2 separate regions of the Homo sapiens genome follow, and region 1 is linked to region 2. Evidence: chromatin contacts called from ENCODE Hi-C data. All regions are on one chromosome and are shown on one strand. Each heading gives the region's core, a stretch centred on a gene start or an enhancer-like site at or near the end of the contact. The rest is flanking DNA. Distances are from core to core; before and after follow the strand shown. Region 1 overlaps GLO1 (glyoxalase I). Region 2 overlaps BTBD9 (BTB domain containing 9).

Region 1 (5,913 bases), core at 117-2,616, 370 kb after region 2:
GGTTTCCTGAATGTCACCTGTAAGGAAACAGCAGGTAAAAATGAAGGAAATTGGAATAAGTATGGACTTCAGTTAATAATATCAATATAGTTTCATTAATTGTGATAAATGTCCCACACTAATGTAAGATTTTTAAAATAGGGGAAACTAGGTATGTGGTGTATGTGAATTCTGCACTATCTTTGCAACATTTCTGCAAATCTAAAACTATTCTAAATTTTAAAAAAGAATTAAAGCCTGCTTTTTATTATCTGAACTTACAACTTGTATCTTACTTATTTGCATTTATAATTTTAATATTTGCTAGGGAAAAAACTATTCTATAAACAAAAAAGTTACTCTTTTATTCGAAACTTTAGCAAGAATTGATCACCATTTTGGGAAATATTTCCAACATAACATCATGTTTTTGAGTCATCAGTAAAATGCACCTGTTATGAATATGTATTTAAATTTGTAAAATTATAGCTCTTCATGAATCATAAATTCAGTCTTTATTTAAAATATCAAAGAGTGTCAACAATACTCTGATGTTTTCTTCTTCCATATGTAAGGGCAAGCACCTGACTACTCCATTGTCTTCTAGTCTATGTGGGCACTGACATACTAAAATGCACAATTTTATTGCAACCTGATTATATTTCTCCTTCATATTACCATAAAGGTATTGACTGATGTTTCTTCATGTCGTGCCAATAAGTAGGTTATATCATGTGAATGTCATTTCAGGATAGTGGATGTGATAGATATTATGTTACAATGTTATTATAAACAGGGTCAGCTAAGTCTAATATGATTGAGAACCACAATCTCAGACCTAAGCTCTGAGGGCAAGAAATGTTTCATTTCTTACAGTACTCTGCACCTAATATCTAATTCTCAATATCTAATTTGACTCTGGGTGCGGTTTCTGTTTACACCTACCCAGAAGCCCCTATTTGCTCCTCCATTCTGGCAGTCTCAATTCTGATTCACTGTCCACCCTCATGCAGCCAGCTTGGGTAAATACGATCCATCTAAGTCAGAGTGTTCCCACCCCCTTGGCCAGTGATTAGACAGGTAAGTGACCCAGTACTGGTTGAGATATGACGGGAATTTTGCTGAGGAGCTTAGGGAAAGGTTTTTCACTCCTTATCAAAGACACATGAGGAATAAAATGATATTTTCTTTCACTGGACATTTCTATTAGTCCGTTCTCATGCTGCTATAAGGACATGCCCGAGACTGGGTAATTTATAAAGGAATGAGGTTTAATTGACTCACAGTTCTGCAAGGGTGGGAAGGTTTCAGGAAACTTACAATAACGGCGGAAGGGGAAGCAAACACATCATTCTTCACAGGGTGGCAGGAAGGAGAAAGGGGAAGCCCCTTATCAAACCATCAGATCCCGTGAGAACTCACTATCACGAGAATAGCATGGGGGAAACCACACCCATGATTCAATTACCTCCCACTGGGTCCTTCCAATGACATGTGGGGATTATGGGAACTTCAATTCAAGGTGAGATTTGGGTGGGAACACAGCCAAATCCTATCAACATTGTTGGTCTACACATGATACCTAGAATCATGGTAGGCATCTTTGATCATATTATTGGTCCAGTGAGAAAAAATGCTAAAAATGACAGGATGGGAAAGATGGAAATAATCTGGGGTTCTTGTTATCTCTGAACCCTCTACCAACCCATTTTATTATTATTTTTGAGACGAAGTTTCGCTCTTGTTGCCCAGGCTGGAGTACAATGGCGTGATCTCAGCTCACCCCCCAGGTTCAAGTGATTATCCTGCCTCAGCCTCCCAAGCAGCTGGGATTACAAGTGCCCACCACCATGCCTGGCAAATTTTGTATTTTCAGTAGAGACAGGGTTTCATCTTGCTGGTCAGGCTGGTCTCAAACTCCTGACATCAAGTGATCCACCTGCCTCAGCCTCCCAAAGTGCTGGGATAACAGGCGTGAGCCACTGCGCCTGGTCAACCAATCCATTTTACAATCTCTTAAGTGCTGGCTTTTTTTCTTATTGCCAATAGCAAGCATCCTTACTAACACTCTTCATAATCAGTTGGATGGCTGAGGATTATTTATATATACTGTACTATGGACTGAATGTTTGTGTCCTGCGGCTCCCTTCCATACATATGTTTAAGCCTAATTTTCAGTGTGATGGTATTCGGAGGTGGGGCCTTTGGGAGGTAATGTCATGAGGGTAGAACCCTCATGAATGGAATTAGTGCCCTTTTAAGAGATGATTTATCTTGGATGTGTGAGAACACAGTGAGAAGGTGCCTGTCTACAAGTCAGGAAGTGGGTCCTCACCAGACACTGGATCTGCTGGTGCCTTGATCTTGGGACTTCCCAGCCTCCAGAACTGTGAGACATAAATGTTTGTTGTTTAAGCCACCCGGTCTATGGTATTTTTATTAAAATTGCCTCAACTAAGACACACTCTATGCAATCATGGTCAAAATACTGTGTGGGAAAGCCTCAAGTGATTCCCTTTCAGCCATCTGCTCTTCATTCAAACCACCTGTATTATAATCATTCTAGCCTTAGCTATGTAGGGCTCATAGGAGACTGACTTGTTTTACATTGACCATGATCATGGAAAATAAGAAAACTTACTTCTTGTGACCTACTTTGTACTTTCGTACAACTTCTCAGGTAAGTGAATTTGGAAGTGAATTGTTCTTTTCCCTAACAAGGCGTAGTGTTACCATATACAGTTGTCCCTCGGTGTATGTGGAGGATTGGTTCCAGGACTGCCCATGGATACCAAAATCTGTGCATACTTAAGTCCCACAGTTGGCATATGAAAAGTCAGCCCCCTTTGTACTGTATTTTCAACCCACATTTGCTTGAAAAAAATCCCTGTATAAATAAACCAGTGGAGTTCAAACCTATGTTGTTCAAGGGCCAACTGTACATTTAAAAAAAATGCATATAGGAATGAATTTAAAGAATGAGCAAGGGCTATCTTTTGGCAAGTTTTACTCAGCAAGTGGAGAAGGCTTCTTTCCTTGGAAATAAAGCTTAAATTACTGAATTTGTGAATGTATTAGCCCTCCCGTTTGTCAGTTCTAGCACTCAACATGTGAAATTGGTCTTCATAAGTTCCTTACCTTTTGATATTCTTCTGTTTGCACTTTATCTACCACAATCCTTTATTCCGTATTCACTTTCTTCTTCCCACCTTTCCCACACTCCCTTATCCATAGACACTACCTGCTTTACGGGCTGTACAGAATCACAATTGTTCTCTCTTCAGAATGAGCCTACAAGCCTTTTCAAATCCTTTCAGTACTCACTAAGGGGAGTTGTTTTTTTTTTTTTTTAAAGAAAGAACATGATGGACAAAGGTTTACAAATTAAACATAGTCTTATTTGAAGTTTCATTTTATTTCAGTCTATAAGTATTGCTATTTGTTTAAAGCACTCACATAAATCCATTTCACCCAAAAAGGAAACATAAAGTGCTTCTAGCAGTACAAGCACGGTTGGCATGGCCTTTCCAAAGGTCTTCCACTAGAGTCTAGAGAAATCTAAATATAGTCATCCACAAACTGGATGTTTTTATTTTCTGAGCCATTAGAGATTTTCAAAATCACTTTGATTTTTAAAAACTCATCAAATGTGAATCATGGCGGGGAAGACCACTGAGCTGATTTCTGATAACTAAGTTATCACTGAACATAATTTATCATATATGGCTACTGGCATCATGAAGACCTTGGGATAGGGAAGACTCTTTATGAGAAATATAAACATCACTTGTGTAGGAATCACCAGGTGTCCCTAGAGCAGTTTTGTACTAAAGACTTCTAGTGTTTACTCCCTCACCACGGTACTCCAGCCCAAGAGCCAAGAGCACAATGGTCAAACTCACTGAAGGTTTTTACAACAGGAAACCAGTGGAGGTATTGTGAGGTACTACAACTTTGAGGCACAATCTAAATACTAAAAATGATTATGAAATCTTGAGTTGAGCTGATTGATGCCCTCTTAAATCCATTAATAATCCATGAAAGTGATTTCACATGCCTAGCCTGCTTTCTTTCTCACATGACAGCTGGGAGTATTAAATGAGATAAAGTTGCAGCCTAGCCCAGTGTCTGGGTACCATATCATTTCCTTCCTCCTCCCCTTTCCCAAATAAATAAGGTTAGTCCTTGAACTTTAAATGTACTTTATAATAAGAAGAAATCACTTTTTCTATCAGTATCCTTGTCAGCATGATTTGAATTGCTCTCAAGAGTACCTACTCTTTTGTAAAATAAACACTTTGTACTTTACTGAAAGAACACTAGTGTTCTTTCCTTTCCGTTGTGAAAAAAGTTGTTTCTGAGGAATTGAAACCCCAGAAGATAACTACAACAAAAACATGTTAATTTTTTTTTAAAAATGATGATTCAAAGGCAGATTTGAAGGGAAGTAATATTTAGGTGGCAGAAGAAGGCAAATGCAGCCTCTGAAGGGAACTGTTCTAATTATTACCTAAAAAATAAAGTTACACAACTATATTCAAGGACATGAGATAAAGCACTGCTTGAAAACCAGAATGACTGAACAGTTAGGTGAAAAGGAACAGCTGAAATAGGAAGGGGAAATGGACTGAAGAATAATTTGAATCGGGACAGTGATCCATCAGTCCTAGATGCTTCTGGTATGTAAATATCTTGAATCACATTGTTTCCTTTCTTCTGAAATCTCAAAGGAGAATTCTCACAGCACTACATTAAGGTTGCCATTTTGTTAGGATTCAAAATTTCAATCCAGTAGCCATCAGGATCTTGAATAAATGCCAGGCCTTTCATTTTACCTGTAAAATGAAAATTTTCATTATTGAAAAGACTAAAAAAGAAAACACCATAAAAATGTTTTTCTTTCTTTGAGACAAGGTCTTGCTCTGAATGTCAGGCTGGAGTGCATGGGATGATCATGGCCCAAGGCAGGCTTGACCTCCTGAGCTCAGCCTGCCAAGTAGCTGGGGCGACAGGCACGCACCACCTTGCCTGGCTAATTTTTTGATTTTGTAGAGGCGGGATCTCAATGTACTGCCCAGGCTGCTATCAAACTCCTGGCCTCAAGCAATCCTCCTGCCTTGCCTCCCAAAGTGGTGGGATTACAAGCACAAACCACTGCACCTGGCCTTAAAAACTTTTATTAATTAAAGATTTACTTTGCATTTTAATGAAGTACATTATTTTGTTTACAGTTTTAAATTTTAAAAATTCTTATTGTCAGAAAAGTATGAAAAGTCATACTTTTCATAATGACTAAAATGTTATCTTGCACACATTGCAAATACCAGCCCTCCTGAAATAAACTGTGGGACTGGCTGCATCTTTTAGGTATCAGGCATTTGCCTCACCTTCATGATACCACACTACCAGTTCAGTAGTTACAGAAATTGTCTTATTTTAAAGAAGAAAAAGAAAATAGGGAGGTGCTGAAGGGAGCTGGTAGCATGGCTTACCCCCACAACCAAAAGACCCAGATGCTTGGGTCATACAAACCCTTTTAAATACTATCCTAGGCAACCCAAGCTCTGCGAGAGTCTTTCTCCCAGGAATTCAAAACTGAGATTGAGAGTCTAGTATGTCAGAGCTGTTTGCTTAAATGGAAAAATATGACCTCAGAAATTTATTTGGGGACCATTATGTTGAATTGGTTTGACTCTTATCTCTGCCTCCTTTCTCCAAGATCAATCCTAGAGGAACATAGATGGAAAATGCAGGAAAAAGAAAGAAAGAGAGAAAGAGAAAGAGAAAGAGAAAGAGAGAAAGAGAGAAGGAAGGAAGGAGGGAGGGAGAGAGAGGAAGGAAGGAAGGAAGGAAAAGAAAAGGAAAAGAAAAGAAAAGAAAAGAAAAGGAAAGAAAGAAAGAAACCCGGCTGGTGACAGCTGGGGAGAATGGGTG
Region 2 (6,366 bases), core at 2,522-5,021:
GTATATATATCAGTGATATATATGCATATGGATACGTGTATATCAGTGAAATCTACCCCAAGTCCTAAATTTCCTTTCAAGAAACAGCTTTTACTAGAAATCAACTAGCAATTTGATAATCAACTCTACTATCTAATTCATAAGGCAAAACATCAAAAGAAGGCTGGGTGTGGTGGCTTACACCTGTAATCCCAGCACTTTGGGAGGCCGAGGTGGGCGGATCACGAGGTCAAGAGGTCAAGACCAGCCTGGCCAACATAGTGAAACCCCGTTTCTACTAAAAATACAAAAATTAGCCAGGCATGGTGGCGGTCACCTGTAATCCCAGCTACTCGGGAGGCTGAGGCATGAGACTCGCTTGAATCCGGGAGGCAGAAGTTGCAATGGGCTGAGACCATGCCAATACACTCCAGCCTGGGCAACAAAGCAAGGCTCCGTCTCAAAAAACAAACAAAAAAAAAAAAAAAACCAACATCAAAAGAATACCATCTCTCTTAATTCTTTTTTTGTTTGTTTGTTTATAAAGACAGGGTCTCTACATGGCCCAGACTCCTGGGCTCAAGCAATCCTCCCACCTTGGCCTCTCAAAGTGCTAGGACTACAGGCATGAACTACCATGCCTGGACTTCTCTTAATTCTGATTCCTACTTTTTGCTAATAAGTCAAATTAACAGTATAATAACCAAATGATGCTGACACCTGGAAAGAAGAAGAAAAGGACCTAAGGCACAAGCCCAGTGGATTTACCTTCTGTAAATCACCAAGATGAGGCAATCATTCTAGCACTGTCCCACTTAATAGCCAAATCAGTACTACAATCTGATCTAAACTGACAGCCAGAGATTCAGAATGTGAGTTTCATAAGGGCAGGAACTTTTTTTTTTTTTCTGCAGCTGTATTCCCACCGCCAAGAAACAATGCCTAGCACATGGTAGGCGCTCAATAAATATTTGCTGAGTAAATGAATCAAAGATAGAAAACGATGCCTATGTAAGGTTGTGGCGCTTAACCTTGCTTAACATAGTTCTTTACGGAAAGCTAGGAAAATCTAAAAGTTACTGAATAAAGCAGAAAAAAATTGCTTTATCAGTGGAAGTTTTCTTAGAAAAGTAAAATATGATCAATCTCTGGGTCTTGACCTAAACATTAAAAAGAAAATAAATATGCCCATGGTAGAAGAGTTGCTATCTAAGCACTACCCACACCTTCTATTCTCTCAACTTCTCCCCTAAAAGTCTGCCCCACATGCAGAAAGTTTGGTCACTCATGGTAGACTAAAATATTGTTTGATGGAGAAAACATTTTGAGGGGCAAAAGTGAGAAGAAGAATGCAGATAACAATGTAGCTTTTAAAGACTATAAAAGGTTATTGTTTTTGTTTGTTTTGTTTGTTTTTGAGATACAGTCTCACTCTGTTGCCCAGGCTGGAGTGCAGTGGCACGGTCTCAACTCACTACAACCTCCAACTCTCAGTTTCAAGCAATTCTCCTGCTCAGCCTCCCGAGTAGCTGGGACTACAGATGCACGCCACCACACCGGGCTAATTTTTTTTTGTTTTTAGTAGAGATGGGGTTTCACCATGTTGGCCAGGCTGGTCTCGAACTTGTGACCTCAAGTGATCCACCTGCCTCAGCCTCCCAAAGTGCTAAGATTACAGGTATGAGCCACCATGCCTGACCCTTAAAGACTATAAAAGGTCTTTTATGCCCGAGGGGGAGAAATGTCTGCTTTAGTCACACTTACAGTAGTTGTGACAGAAGATGTTTGTATCAAATGTCACCACTGGTTTACTAATATACATAGGCCAAATCCTCCATTTCAGCAGGGAATAATTGTGTTATGAATTTTTCTTTCTAGAAACACAAACCTCAGCCTACCTAGTTGGACTGCCTTAAACAATTACTCAATGGTTTGAATAAGTTCTGTGGTCTTTCTTACTGGGAAAAATTAGAGAGTGATTCTATATCTGAATGCAGCACACAGAAGGTTCCACACTGTTTTTCTTCCCAGAGGAACTGGGCCACTCCCCATTTTGAATGTTCATTATCGTCTTTCATATGCGTCTGATAAATTTATTAAAAACACCATCTGGATGGGACTGAGCTTTCTGCTCTATTTCTAGTCTTCCAGTTTCCTCCCTTGTCCCACTGGAATTTCTGTCCCAATTTGTGTCACTTTGTTTACAAAACCATGCTGCCAAAACCCAGTGTCTTGTATCTGTCTCTTTCTGGTGTTCCTTTGCCATCCCTCACCTACATCCCTATTACAACAGCCTGTGCTAGGAGCAAAAGGCAAAGGTGAACCGCCTGGACAGAAATTACTTTTCCCCCTCTGTGCACATAGCAATTCTGCTCAGACAAATTTAATCTGCTGCTTCTGAATGCAAAAGTTGCATGTTAACAAAGTGTATACATTCTGCAAAGTGTATGAATATTGGAATGACTCAGACTGCAGGGAACTGCAGAAAAAGTGATCTGAAAACAATTTTACTGCTCTCTGTTCTTACAAAGCACCAGGGGTGGCCAACGACTTGCCTCTAAATTTAATTCAGGAGTAATAAATTTTTTAAAAGGCAGTATTACTTCAGTAGGACATGACCTGAGGGCCACCTGTACCAGCTATATTTAAAGATAAGACTGACATGTTATTTAACTGTCTCCAGAGATCACTTTTGAGAGGTGGAGGAAAAAGACCCACTTGAAGCAGATTTTGTAAAAGGAAATAACACTTAGCAGTTACAGAGGACTGTCATCTTCAAACACTGTGCTCTGCTGGGCTTTATTCAATGTTTCCCTGGCTGTTTTCATTACAAAATTGTTTTCTAACAGCACAGTGGTTCATGCAGCAAGCAAATGGTTAATAATCTCTGAGTAGATCATTCTCTATTGCCAAGATTTTCATAGAGATACAAAGATTTCCTGTTTAAGAAGATAACTATTAGCTTAAGGTCCTACCTAGAGGTCTTCCCACAGACCTATCACTTCTTTTTTTAAAGGAGGAAACACACCAGTGGCCTAGCCCCAGGCCTACACAGGAATTTGTTGCTGATCAGGCAAGCTTCTAACCCAACTGTAATCCAACCTTCTGTCAAATTATTCAAGAGGAAAAAATATCCACAGCTGTTCTGTCTTAACAGCTGTAAAAGAACAATAGCTAATTAGAGAACAAGCCCATCTTTCTTGGAAACTATCAAAAAGCTGTAAAAATGTATTCTACAACACAGGCACTTAGTTATATTAATGCCTAGTTTTATCTATCAGGTTAAGAAAATCACTTTTCAATCATATATTACATCACCAAAGAAAAACCATGGGTTATATATAGCATACAATTTTTAAGCTTTTCCTTTCCCAAAGTTTCCCCCACCTGCTTCTGTGAGAAGGCTGCTTCTGAACACACTTCCAGAGAATTCAGTCCTGACCACCTCTCCATACCTGTGGGTGAAGCCCATGGGTGGAAAACAGGCTATGCCTTTTGAAAACTGGAGCCCCTTTCCCCTAATCGATTTTTCCTTCTTTCTTTGCTATTTTGTCTGTTTAATTAGCATTAATCCAGTATTCTGATCTTTCCTGTTCTAGCTCCAATTTTTACATTAGCAAGGTTGCCCAAATCACATCTTATCTTAAGATTATAAGGGCTCCAAAAATCATGCTGAGTCCATTTTAGCCAGTGATAAGAAGAGGTTAAAACTTCCCTAAACTTCAGATGTGTTCCCCTCCACCTTTTGCCCCTCAAACACATGCAAATTTTATGAAGCTATAGCTCTAAACACTTCAGAGGAAGTGGCCTGCTTTCTAGAAGATAAGAAATCAGAGATGGTTATCCCCAGGGACAGAAGTGAGGTGATGTGGCAACAGTAGATCTCAAACATACAAGTTCACCAGGATCAGTGAATTTTCTCTCTCTCCTCACACTGGGGCCTTTGAATGAAAGCACTTTCCAAAAATAACTGTATGGTTTACTCTCTTATGTGCAGTTTGACAATCCTGTAGTTTAAATGCTAGAGGTTTTAGCTGAGAAAATCAATTCAAAGGCCTTAAAGAATCAAGCATCAGATGTTAGCAGTAATAACCACTGCAGTATATCAAAGAGGGATTCACTCTGAAGGTGAGGCCTTGAAATTGAGGACAGAGGCATTTCCAGGTATAAAGAAAAAAGATAAACCAACCATCCAATTCTGTGTTTGAACTAACAGGCAATATCTCTATTTTTTTCTTTCCTCCGGACATAACTTGTCAGGGAAGAGACTTTACATCTGCACTGTAAACATAACGTGATTTATACAAACACAGGAGAAGGAATAACCAACATACAAATAGTCACTTAAACTGGTTTTGCAAGTTTTCAAAATGATTTCTCAAAAAATTAAGAAGTTTTAATATAAAGGGCATCTTTTTCTGTGAGTAGTATCATAAGTTTCACATGAATTTATTTTTCCTTCTTCCCTAAAAGATGTTCAAATTGTTGCAGGATTGCTACTTAAAATCAACAGAGTTTTGTTTTGTTTCTGTTTTTTTGAAGCAGGGTCTCACTCTGTTGCCCAGGCGGGAGTGCAGTGGCATGATCACGGCTCACTGCAGCCTCGACCTCTCACAGGATGAGGTGATCCTCCCACCTCAGCCTCTGGAGTAGCTGGGACTACAGGTATGTGCCACCAAGCCTGGCTTATTTATTTATTTATTTATTTTTTGTATTTTTTGTAGAGATGGGATTTTGCTATATTGCCCAGGCTGGTCTCAAACTCCTGAGCTCAAGCATTTCTCTTGCCTCAGCCCCCCAAAGTGCTGGGATTACAGGCCTGAGCCACTGCGCCTGGGCCAACAGAGTTATTTTTGTACCACACTACGAGTTTAAAGGGTCGTCAGGTCACAACAGGTTTGTGACTCAAGTCAGAGATGTCACCACAGCTTGGGGAATATTTCTCATTCACATTGAACAGAGAACAAAAGACATGCAAAAGGTTGTTTAAAAAGCCCACAAAAAGGCCAGGTGCAGTGGCTCATGCCTGTAATCCCAGCACTTTGGGAGGCTGAAGCAGGTGGATCACCTGAGGTCAGGAGTTCGAGACCAGCCTGGCCAACATGGTGAAACCCTGTCTCTACTAAAAATACAAAAATTAGCTGGGCGTGGTGGTGGGCGCCTATAATCCCAGCTACTTGGAAGGCTGAGGCAGGAGAATTGCTTAACCCAGGAGGCAGAGGTTGCAGTGAGCCGAGATCATACCATTGCACTCTGGCCTTGGTGACGGAGTGAGATTCCATCTCCCAAATAAACAAACAAACAAACAAACAAAAAAACCACGAAAAAGTGGTGGTTTATTTAATACTTTTTTTTTTTGAGATGGAATCTCTCTCTGTTGCCAGGCTGATGTGATCTCGGCTCACTGCAACCTCCAACTCCCTGGTTCAAGCGATTCTCCTGCCTCAGCCTCCCGAGTAGCTGGGACTACAGGCACGCACCACCACGCCCAGCTAACTTTTGTATTTTTAGTAGAGACGGGGTTTCACCATGTTGGCCAGGATGGTCTCAATCTCCTGACCTCATGATCTGCCCTCCTTGGCCTCCCAAAGTGCTGGGATTACAGGTGTGAACCACTGCGCCCAGCCTATTTAATAATTTTTTTTAACGATCCTTTAATAAAGAATAAAGTAGCAGCCTTTCTTTTTTTTTTTTAAGCTAGAGGCTGTATCTGGTTCAAACATTAATATTTCTTTAAAATGCATCAATAACTATAAAATTTGATTTTTTCTAAAAGTAGTACTAACAGTGAGGTGTTTAAACATTAAATGGAGCTGGGTATGCTATAGAGAAAATGTCCCCATCAGATCTGTGGCAAGTATGCTCCTACAATCCCACTTTGGCAGAATCTTCCTGCCAGAGCCTTTGGAGGCAGAGAGAAAAAGGTGAGACATAACACCAAATCTCTTGTGCCTTAACCCTCACAAACCATCCTGGATTGAGTGAGAGGTGTGAGAAGGAAAGAATCTCCGCAGATCTCATGAAAGTAAGACTGGAATGTCGAAGAAACACACCAGGGGGAAAAGTGAGTACGAACTTCTGAATACTGCATTCAGTATTGAGACTCCTTAATCAAACCACAAAGGGTGCCTGAGGGAACAACTTGTCCCACTGGGCACTCTCAGTTCTACCCTGAGGCACCAGTCCAGGTCTGTGGGTAAATTGGGCAAATCCCTGAGTGTGAAGGACGCCTCCTGAGCTGTGAACTTGGAGACCTGGCGCAGTTTGGCTTCAAAGGCAGCCAAAGTCTTCCAAATCACCTGGAATGACCCTAATCAGACTTCTGAAGTAGTTATCAGAAAAAAAAAAAAATCTGGGCAAAATATATAATTTATACTATGTTCTGGG

The links. Hi-C counts contacts between places; a loop is a spot of excess contacts on that map. Pooled maps may share reads with other maps.
Region 1: a pooled map shows a loop between it and region 2 (4-fold over the local background). The contact joins two enhancer-like sites. A Hi-C loop is called at or near these places in 5 of 37 single-sample maps with no recorded cell type and 3 of 50 pooled maps.

The regions. Positions count from the first base shown.
Region 1 is chr6:38,672,570-38,678,482 of GRCh38, forward strand. It overlaps GLO1 (glyoxalase I), which reads right to left. Exons shown (of 6, transcript NM_006708.3): 6 at 3,356-4,814. The coding sequence ends at 4,726. Among named protein-coding and RNA genes, the nearest start is that of GLO1, 28 kb to the right of the region's middle. Within about 2 kb of position 1,367, at least 2 of the 41 ENCODE cell types and tissues checked have a DNase peak (open chromatin) inside an H3K27ac peak, as active enhancers do.
Region 2 is chr6:38,304,105-38,310,470 of GRCh38, forward strand. All of the region lies in intron 7 of BTBD9 (BTB domain containing 9), which reads right to left. Among named protein-coding and RNA genes, the nearest start is that of BTBD9-AS1, 170 kb to the right of the region's middle. Within about 2 kb of position 3,772, at least 2 of the 41 ENCODE cell types and tissues checked have a DNase peak (open chromatin) inside an H3K27ac peak, as active enhancers do.